2 separate regions of the Homo sapiens genome follow, and region 1 is linked to region 2. The links are chromatin loops, found by intact Hi-C in ENCODE. Cell type or tissue: CD4-positive, alpha-beta T cell. All regions are shown on one strand. Region 1 has its middle 47 kb from the start of GRID1. Region 2 overlaps GRID1 (glutamate ionotropic receptor delta type subunit 1).

Evidence for each region. A loop is a pair of places that touch in the nucleus more often than their neighbours do. Peaks named below come from ENCODE experiments on the same cell type or tissue, not always from the same donor. Only the 100,000 strongest peaks of a DNase experiment are listed, where the experiment ranks them.
Region 1: it touches region 2 in a loop (2.4-fold over the local background); 2 of 110 quality-filtered maps call a loop at or near these places.

What each region holds. Positions count from the first base shown.
Region 1 is chr10:86,411,214-86,416,213 of GRCh38, reverse strand. No RefSeq gene overlaps it. Among named protein-coding and RNA genes, the nearest start is that of GRID1, 47 kb to the right of the region's middle. RefSeq lists enhancers at 2,089-2,138, 3,139-3,488. In CD4-positive, alpha-beta T cell, no CTCF peak of the experiment used is centred here; DNase peaks (open chromatin) are centred at 2,583, 2,893 and 4,553; H3K4me3 peaks cover 1,191 bases; H3K27ac peaks cover 2,150 bases.
Region 2 is chr10:85,610,084-85,615,083 of GRCh38, reverse strand. GRID1 (glutamate ionotropic receptor delta type subunit 1) reads left to right here. Exons shown (of 16, transcript NM_017551.3): 15 at 1,437-1,677. Among named protein-coding and RNA genes, the nearest start is that of GRID1-AS2, 31 kb to the left of the region's middle. In CD4-positive, alpha-beta T cell, a CTCF peak has its summit at 1,964; DNase peaks (open chromatin) are centred at 1,953 and 2,513.

The DNA.
Region 1 (5,000 bases), 800 kb before region 2:
TGCTATTGATACCAACAGAAAGAAAGTGCTTAAAAAAAAATTTAAGGTGATTTTGGGGAGGACAATTGCAATATGAAATGAAAAATCAGCACAAATCCTAAGGTATGTGGCTTTTGGGGTTTTATTTGAGGAGTTTTTTCCTGGACTCAACTGTTGAGATTGGGAGGGCATGACCATGTCAAGGGTCTGGCGTGTGCTGAGTGCTTTCACGTAACTCTTCTGACATAATTTCTCCAGCATCCTAGGAGGATGGGTGGGTGGTATCTGCATTTTACAGAGAAATAAATCCCGTGTCGTGAGTCTGGGTTAGCCACCTGAGGTCACATGCAGGCAGGATCAGAATTTGAAACCAGGTCTGCTTGATTCCCACAGCAGCTGGGGGTTCCGAGACCCCATGCTGTCCTTCCTGGGTGGCCACTCCTGTAGCCTCTGTGTACGCATTCCCGAATTTTTCTGTTTCATGGTTTTTCCTGTTCAGATAAAGTTTGTTGAGGGCAGGAAGTTGGTTTTATTCATGTTTGAATACTCAGTGTCCTACTGAAACTATCTCAAAATAACTTTTTATTTTTATCTCAACCAATTGCTAAAATAAATTCTGATTCCTCATAGCAAGGATGAAACCACTTAAAGTTCCAAGAGAGACATTAGAAGCAGGAGAATTTCAGGAGAGACATAGTAAAGAAAAATATATTAAGAGAATGGACCTCACGGGTTTGAGTGTTCTAGGAATCAATTCTTGAGTCAATTGGCACCTTGTGATGAAGGGAAGATAAATACTTAGAAAAATAAGCAAATTATTAACCTAGAGGAAATAAAGTTTCATGAGAAAATAAATGCAATCATAGTATAGTATAAATGGCTCACTGGGTAATATTTACACAGCTGTAATCATGAATGTTGAATACTGAGTATTGATCTCACCGAAACTTGTGATAGAGCTTTATTGGGGAGATATGTGTGCAGCACAGGAGAGGAAAATTCCAGTCTTCTAGGGCAGACAGTCAATGGAAAAGTCAAGAAAGAGCAGTATAAGCATATTGTTTAAAAATATGGAGTTGGCCGGGCTGGTGGCTCACACCTGTAATTCCAGCACTTTAGGAGGCCGAGGCAGGAGGATCACGAGGTCAGGAGATCGAGACCATCCTGGCTAACACGGTGAAACCCCGTCTCTACTAAAAATACAAAAAATTAGCCGGGCGTGGTGGCGGGCACCTGTAGTCCCAGCTACTCTGGAGGCTGAGGCAGGAGAATGGCGTGAACCCGGGAGGTGGAGCTTGCAGTGAGCCGAGATTGTGCCACTGCACTCCAGCCTGGGCAACAGAGCGAGACTCCAACTTGAAAAAAAAAAAATGGAGTTAAGGCCGGGCGCGGTGGCTCATGACTGTAATCCTAGCACTTTGGGAGGCCAAGGCAGGTGGATCACAAGATCAGGAGTTCGAGAGCAGCCTGACCAACATGGTGAAACCCCGTCTCTACTAAAAATACAAAAATTAGCCAGCTGTGGTGGCGGGCGCCTGTAATCCCAGCTACTCAGGTGGCTGAGGCAGGAGAATTGCTTGAAGAGAGGCAGAGGTTGCAGTAAGCTGAGATCACACCAATGCACTCCAGCCTGGGCAACAGAGCGAGACTCCGACTCAAAAATAAAATAAAATAAAATAAAAATAATGATAATAATAAAATAAAAATATGGAGTTAAATCAACTGGCAGAAAAAAAGCAGGTGCCAGGGCTGGAAGTGGGTGCTTCCCAGGAACAGAGCTCAATGGGGAACTGCAGAGCTAGGGGACCATTATTTTTAATTGTAAGCATTTTCACTGTAAAACGTTTGATTTTTAAAGATAAGCACACTTATTACTTCGATAGAGATAAAACTCAAGCCATAAAAGGAAAGTGAGGGGCCAGGCACAGTGGCTTGTGTCTAAAATCCCAGAGGCTAGGGTGGCTGAGGCAGGAGGAGCACTTGAGGCTAAGAGTTTGAGACAAACCTGGGTAGGATAGCAAGACCCTGTCTCTTCAAAAAATAATTTAAAAAAGATTTAATCAGGCATGGTGGCATGATCCTGTAGTCCCAACTTCTTTGGAGGCTGAGGAAGGAGGACTGCTCGAGCCCAGGAGGTTGAGGTTGCAGTGAGCCATGACTGTGCCACTGCACTCCAGCCTGGGTGACAGAACGAGACCCCAGCTCCTTTTTTTTTTTTTTTTGAGACGGGGTCTCGCTGCGATGCCCAGGCTGGAGTGCAATGGCGCCATCTTGGCTCACTGCAACCTCCGCCTCCTGGGATCAAGCGATTCTCCTGCCTCAGCCTCCCGAGTAGCTGGGATTACAGGCACACGTCACCATGCCCGGCTAATTTTTGTATTTTTAGTAGAAACAGGGTTTCACCATGTTGGCCAGGCTGGGCTCAAACTCCTGACCTTGGGTGATCCGCCCACCTCGGCCTCCCAAAATGCTGGGATTACAGGTGTGAGCCACTGCACCCGGCGGAGACCCCAACTCTTAAAAAAAAAAAAGAAAAAAATAAAGTGAGTGGCAGCTGGGACTGGCTTTGGGGTGGAAACCACATCCTGAGTTGAACCTTTAGACCATGGAGAAGTTTCTGAGGCACTTAAGCACGAATTTTTGCATGATTGGTCATGTGATGCATCACATAATTTTTGGTAACTAAACTGAAATAATAAAAAGTAAATTTGCAGGGTTTCAGTACTATAGTTGTCAGTACTGTACTTACATAGCACCCCATGGAAAATAAAACAAGACAAACCAAATATTACATAAGCACATATTGCTACTCTAACTTCTTCTGTTTTATGTTACTGTCATCCAAGGAGAAAATTTAAGCATAGCTTTCATAAAAATAGCTCGCCTGCACTGAACATGCGCTGTATATATGCCAGAGTCTGCAGAAACCACATCCTGCATTTAACCTTTGGATCACTGAACAGTTTCTGAAATGGTAAGCATGAATTACTGCACAATCCACCATGTCCAGACAGAAATAGTTAAAGTGGACTAATATTAAATATAGCATTTATTTTTAGGGTTGTAAGAGTGACGCAGAGAACCCATACACAAGAGAAACTAAAATGGAGTAAAGCAAACCATCTTACTTCAGCACCTGTTACTGTTCCAACGACTGCCTGATCACACCTCTCCAGCCCCGGATGATGTTCTGAGGAATGTTTTTAATTTTAATTGTGAACATTTACTGAGCACTTAGAATGTGCCTGGCAGTCTTCAATTATTTATTTATTTATTTAGAGACGGAGTCTGGCTTTGTCGCCCAGGCTGGAGTGCAGTGGTGTGATCTTGGTTCACTGCAGCCTCTGCTTCCCGGGTTCAAGCAATTCTCATGTTTCAGCCTCTTGAGTAGAGTAGCTGGGATTACAGGTGCCCACAACTATGCCTGGCTAATTTTTGTATTTCTAGTAGAGACGGGGTTTCTCCATGTTGGTCAGGCTGGTCTCGAACTCCAGACCTCAAGTGATCTGCCTGCCTCTGCCTCCCAAAGTGCTGGGATTACAGTTTGTGAGCCACCGTGCCTGGACTGTCTTCAATTTTTAGATACTTACAGAAGAGTTTATGTTTCAATTTTGGGTTTCCAGGTCTATGCATCAAGAGTTCATAATGTGTGAACAGACAAACTCTTACCTAATTTTCAAGGCAGTGTGAAGTTTGTAAAGAAACAACAGGTTTACTCTGGACACTGCCTGGAAGTGTATGAATTGTTTATAGCGGAGCATGTAGGTGTCTCATACACAGCAAATTAACATGATGGCATTTTAATCAAATCTTCTTCTATCTGGTCAAATGATGAGTACGGTGATATAATGTACTAAGGGTGAGCCACAGGTGTATACAGCTTGGCATGGGGAAAAAAAAGAACAACCAACCTCTTTACAAGGAACAGTGCCAGGTGCAGACAGCCCACAAAGGCCTGATTTCCTTTTTTTTTTTTTTTTAAGACAGAGTCTTGCTCTGTCACCCAGGCTGGGGTGCAGTGGTGTGATCATAGCTCACTGCAGCCTCAACATCCCTGGGCTCAAGCAATCCTCCTACCTCAGCCTCCTGAGTAGCTGAAATTACACGCATGCACCACCACGCCTGACTAACATTTTACTTTTTGTAGAGATGGGGTCTCACTATGTTGCCCAGGCTGATCTTGAACTCCTGGGCTCAAGTGATCCTCCTGCTTTGGTCTCCCAAAGTGTTGGGATTACAGGTGTGAGCCACGATGCCCGGCCAGGCCTGGTTTCATGACAGCTGATGAAGTGGATGGACAGGGCCAACTTTCTGCAGGGCTGGGTTGCACCATGCTCCAAGTGGGAGCCAATGTCTACTGAATACCTACTAGGTGGTTTATGTGCCCTGTCTCATTCATTGTCACTCCTCTTTTACAGCTGTGGGAACTGTGGCCTACAAGTTCCCAAGGATCACAGCTAGCAGATAAGGGCCCAGTCCATGCTTTACCTCAATTCTTCTAGTCTGGACTGTAACAGCAATGCTCCCTGCATCTGTGAGCTCACAGCTCTGAAGTGCACAGAATTTCCTGTCTGAGCACTGTGGGTGTTTCCTGAAATAATCTGCTGGGTCAGAGGCTGATGCATGCTGTCTGTGCAGTCTTTGACATTTATTTCTGTTTTGCTCCACCTCCGTTTGCACGGAGGCTTTGGATTTATGAAGATTTAGCCGGAATGGGAAATCCAGGAAGAAGCCGGGTGGAGTGGGAAAGTGTCAAGAGAAGCGACTGATTTATTTATCTAACCTGGGGTTACCCAAGATAGGGTTTTTTTTTCTCTTTCTTAACAATGACAATAAAATATTTTTAGCCCAGCTTTAGTCTCTTAGACTGCACACAATCCCCGTGCATTTCCTGAAGCCTGGTTCTTAGAAACACAGAGGACTCCTCACGCTGGTGTGGAACTCAGCATCCTGGTTTTAGTACCTGTTTATGTTTGTTATAGGGACAGTGGTAGCCACTATCTGAAAGTTTTACAAGAGCT
Region 2 (5,000 bases):
GGGTAGAGATCACACAACTGTCCAGTGGGCAGTGAATTTTTCCTGGCTATAAACAACTGTTGCTCTCTAACGACACATACCCAGAGAACTCAGAGGGACCTCTACTGATGATATCAGTCGAAAATATCACCATGGATCAGGCTTAAAGAGCTCCACTCCCCAATGAAAGCTTGGGTGTTTGGGGTCTGGGTACTACCAGCTACCACTGGCTCTCTGTTAAGACTTCTGGGTTACAGACAAAATACCACAACCAAAGAAAACCACAATGGGGAGTATAGAAGCAGCATGGGTTGTCCCACCATTGCACACATGATGAAATCGAAACTGCCTCTCATGCCCCCTCAGAGCCTGTGTTCTGGGCTCTGCCTTCTTCCCTGTCCTCACCTAATGCCTGCTCCCATATCACCCAATAGTCTCACTGGCCATTTTTCTGCTTCTTAAATGTGCTAAGTGCTACCCCAGACATGACTTTCACATGGGGTTTTAGTCTTAGGAAGTTTCTTCCTCCCCCAAGTTGAAAGCCAACCCTGGCAGCCTCATAATGACTTTTGGCAAGACATTTCACCTCTCTGTGCCTTGATTTCCTTCTCTGTAAAATGGGAAAATAGGAATAACCATCTCAAAGGACTGGCATGCAAATGAGGATTCAACACTATTTGCCAAGCATGGAGGATACTCCTTGGCACTAGAACATGCTAGACCCATGTGAGCTGTTTTATAATTAGTCATCCTTCAAGCTTCCCCTTACATGTTAGCTCCTTAGTGAGGGTTTCTCTAGTCCTCCAGTGGACAGCACTCACCATGTGGTGTTTCCTGGAACCTCTACTTTGATTCATTTTTTTAAATCACAGCTCTGCCTGCACTTTGATTGAGCTAATTTTTTTAGGGTCAGTGATTGTATCTCTAGACCATAAGCTTAGTAGTGCTGAACATCATACTAGGCAAAGCACAGAAGATCCTCAAATCAAATGACTGTAAGAATAATTTGGTGAATCCCAGTGGGAGAGACTTAGGATATAGTAATGAAAGCTCAAAAGAAAGCATTTTCATGATCAGGAATATCCTAAATCCACAACCTAAATGTTTGCCTCTTTCATGTCTATTTCCTAGTTTTATCTTGAGCTCTTGCCACAGAATCCATGTAATGGGCCTTATGTGATTTGCTGTTAGACTTTATCCTTGGGCAGTGGAATAGGGTGGGAGAGGGCAGAGGGGCTGTTGGGGAGGGGAGTGACAAAACCTAATGTGCGTTTTGGGAATAACACTTTACCTGCAGTGTGGAGAGTAGACTGGGAAGAGAAGAGCTAAGGCAGAAAGCTGCTAGGATGGCTCAATGTTGTCTGTGGTGGGGCCAGCATGGTGGGGCAGGGGCCAGGGCCCCGGTGGCTGAGTTGATGACGTCAGTGGCTATAGCTCACCTTGATTGTGTCTTACAGGATCCTGGAGCTGCAGGACACAGGGGACCTGGATGTGCTGAAGCAGAAGTGGTGGCCGCACATGGGCCGCTGTGACCTCACCAGCCATGCCAGCGCCCAGGCCGACGGCAAATCCCTCAAGCTGCACAGCTTCGCCGGGGTCTTCTGCATCCTGGCCATTGGCCTGCTCCTGGCCTGCCTGGTGGCTGCCCTGGAGTTGTGGTGGAACAGCAACCGGTGCCACCAGGAGACCCCCAAGGAGGTCAGCACCCTGGGGCCTGCCCTCCCTTTCACAGCCTAGAGGCAGGAGTGTCACACTGGGCCATTGGGAGGGCAGGTTGTTTCTAGTTAGTATTTACCTGAGTCATCTTGTCTGGAGGCAGCAGTGTTTTATATTGGGGGATTTTGTTATTGTTTTATTTTGTTTTTAAAACTAGAGAAGAAATGTAGGGGATGTTTTCATGCTTGAACAAAGTGCTGCAGTACCAGCCTTAGCCACTAAAGTCCTGTATTTATCTATAGAGCAGGTACAGCGTGGGCAGCGCCAGAGAGCCCTTCCCTACCCTGCCCCGCCCATGTGCCTCCACCCTGACCTGGAGAGACCACCTGTAGGGTAAGAGAGGAGCCCATTCCTTCCTGATTCTCTTTTACTTCTCACCAAGGGACACAGGGCGCTGCTCTCCCAGCGCATCAGGGGATCCCTGTCCCTCCCAGCACTCCTTTCTCCCTATATTCCTCCTGCTTGCAGGGCCCAGCCTTGCCCCTGTCCCTCCTGGGTGCACCCAGCCTGGGGGACACTAGCTCTGTCCACACTCCGGGTTCTGGGCACACATTTCTCCCCATGTGTGCCAACTGCAAACTGATTCTGCCCCTCCACACTTCCTTCTTACTGGGTTTGTGTTCTGCAAGCTCTTTTTTAAATTTTTTTTTTTTTCTGAAATAAAGCCTTCACCAAGGTCCCCCGGAGACCTTTGCCCTACGGAAGGGTGGAAAGTAGTGTCATTTGGTGGTGATGCTTTGCCAGCAGAAACTCCACATGCCCAGCCACACCATCCGTGGGGCTGTCACTCTCTGCCACATAGACCTCAGCTATGTCTAGAACCACAGCTCTGCTTAGAGACTCTGTGGGTGCAGATGGATATAAACCTCAAACAGGAAGTGGTAAAGCAACCTGCATCAAACCCAAAAGCACTTCTGTTTTGTTTTGTTTTTTGTCTGTTTTTGTTTTTACTGGAGGCTCAGATAGTACAGGGCAGTTCATTAAATGGTTTCAGAGGTAGAAGGTCCAAGGGGCACAAAAAATAAACTGGGACAGGAAAGAAAAACAGCCAGGAGGAGGTAAGAGCCGGCGGGCTCTTCTCAGACTGATTTGGGGAAGGGATTTGGCACCTCTGGACAGCAAGGCTGGGTCCACCATGTGTGTGGCCTGGGTGTCTGGCCACATCGCACCCTCCATTCATTGGTCCATAAGGGCATTCCTGGCAGGTCAGGGGTGAGGACAGGGGTGGGCGTCCCTCGCTCCTTACAGGACTCTGCATTATACCAGGTAGTGAGCTCTCTGTCCTTATGCTGTCTCTTCCCTGGAAGGACACTGCTTAACTCAGTACATCTGCAATGTTCGGGGATATCTGTCTTCCTCTCTGGCCTTCTGTGTATCTCCATGTAAGGGAATGTGAAGCTGGGGCCAGCTGCAGCCTCAGTGGCTGTCCTATCACCCCTGGAGCTCAGAAGGGAAGGAAGACAGACCTTTGAGGAAAAGGCCCTGAAAGGAATAGTTGATGGTTCTGTCCCAAGCTTCTTTGGCTACTGGAAAATTTTGTATAAAGAAGTCAGTGGGAGGGACAGTGAATTATTCTGACTAGCAGTTGTAAGGAAGGGCTACACATATCTGACCTCTCCTCATCATGTCAGCCCCTCCACGCCATGACCAGTGTGCACCCTTCACCTGCTTGTTACCACCCAGGTCTCTATGCACAGAAGCATCAGTAGGCAGCTGTGATGGGGTGGCCCCAAAGCCACCCCCAGTAGAACCAAGAAGGATGAGAAGGATGGGAAAGACCAGGCCCCCAAATTGGCACACGTTGCACCCGCTCCGTGTTGTTTGTTTTGGATTTTGCTTGTTTTCCCTAAGTCTTCAACCTGGTTTCCTCTGTGCAAAGGCCCCTTGTGTCAGCGGAGCAGGGGAGGGTCTCCAGGTGGATGAAAATTGCACTGTCAGGAATTTGTCTTCCTGGGCAGCTGTGGGCAAGGGTGGGGGCCTGGAGACACAGGTTCAGGCTCAGCCCCAGCCTCTAGCCTATCATCTGTGAGCCACATGCAGGGAGAGCTTGTCCTTTGGATGGGAAGTCATTGTCTGCTTTTAGCTTTGTCCCTTCACAATGCCTAGTTTAGTGACGGTTTGGACAATTTCAGCCTGGACCACCCACAGTTAATTGTTGTGGTCTATGTGTGTGAGAGAGACAGAGAAAGAGAGAGAGAGACTGGTGATTGTTAAAGAGACATAGATAGGAAGACAGAAAAGAAAAGAGAAAAAAATGGAGAGACCAGGAGACCAAGGGATAACCTAGCTGTGAGGAACAGCTCCTTTCTTGCCGGTAAAACATCCTACCTTTTATTCTGGCTTCTGCATAAGTCCAGGATCTCAGTTATGAAATGATGAATACATTAGCCCTGCTTCCAGAATGTGGGACTTCCTGCCCCTGTTGCCAACCTGCTTCCAGATAGGAATGAGGACACATGGAGAGAGGCAGGTTGGAAAAGCACAGCAGCTGCCTGTCCTCCAACCCCTTCTGGTGTTGCTAAGAAGGGTTGCATGGAAATGTTCCATCTTTTTCATATTTTTATGGGTTTCCAAATTTCAAATGCAATGTCTCCCTTCCTTCTTCCCTCTCTCCCTTTCTTCCTTTAATAAGCCTGCCTATAGAGACCTGGCCCCTGCCTTCAGGGAGCTTACTTCCTCATGCACAGATGTGGCAGAGAGCTGGGCCCAGCAGTCTCCACTCATTGAGCAGGCTGTACTGCAGTGATCAGCAGGTATCACAAAAGCACCGAGGACATCCAGCCCAGCCAGGGCATGGTGGGGTCAGAGGGGTTAGGGGTGCTGGTTATTGAAGACTACTTGGGGCTCAGAGCTGTTAGAACTGAGCTTTGAAGCATTGATACAAACCCTGGTACTAAAGATGAGATAGGAAGTTGCATTTTGGGCAGGGTGAACAGCTGGAGGTGAACAAAGTCATCATACCTCCTGGAGCTCAAGGGCTGAAGTGTCAACGTGAGGAAGGAGATGCTGGCAGGGGAGGCTGGGGAAGGATACGGGGCCTGCTCCGAAGGACTTAAATGCCAGACTGAGAGGTTTTGACTTTATCATGCAGGGAATAGGCAGGAAACGGCTCAAAACGACAGTCTTTTAGAAGCATATTCTTAAAACCTTCAAAAAATAATGATGGTATTTAATCCGGAACTACTTTGTGCTACTGGTTGCCTGTGTTTTATGGGGCAGCATTTGCAATTAGGTGAGAGTGTCTGGTTAATCTTTGAATGTTTCATTTTGAGGCATTGGCCATATTTCTTAAGAGCCAGAAACCT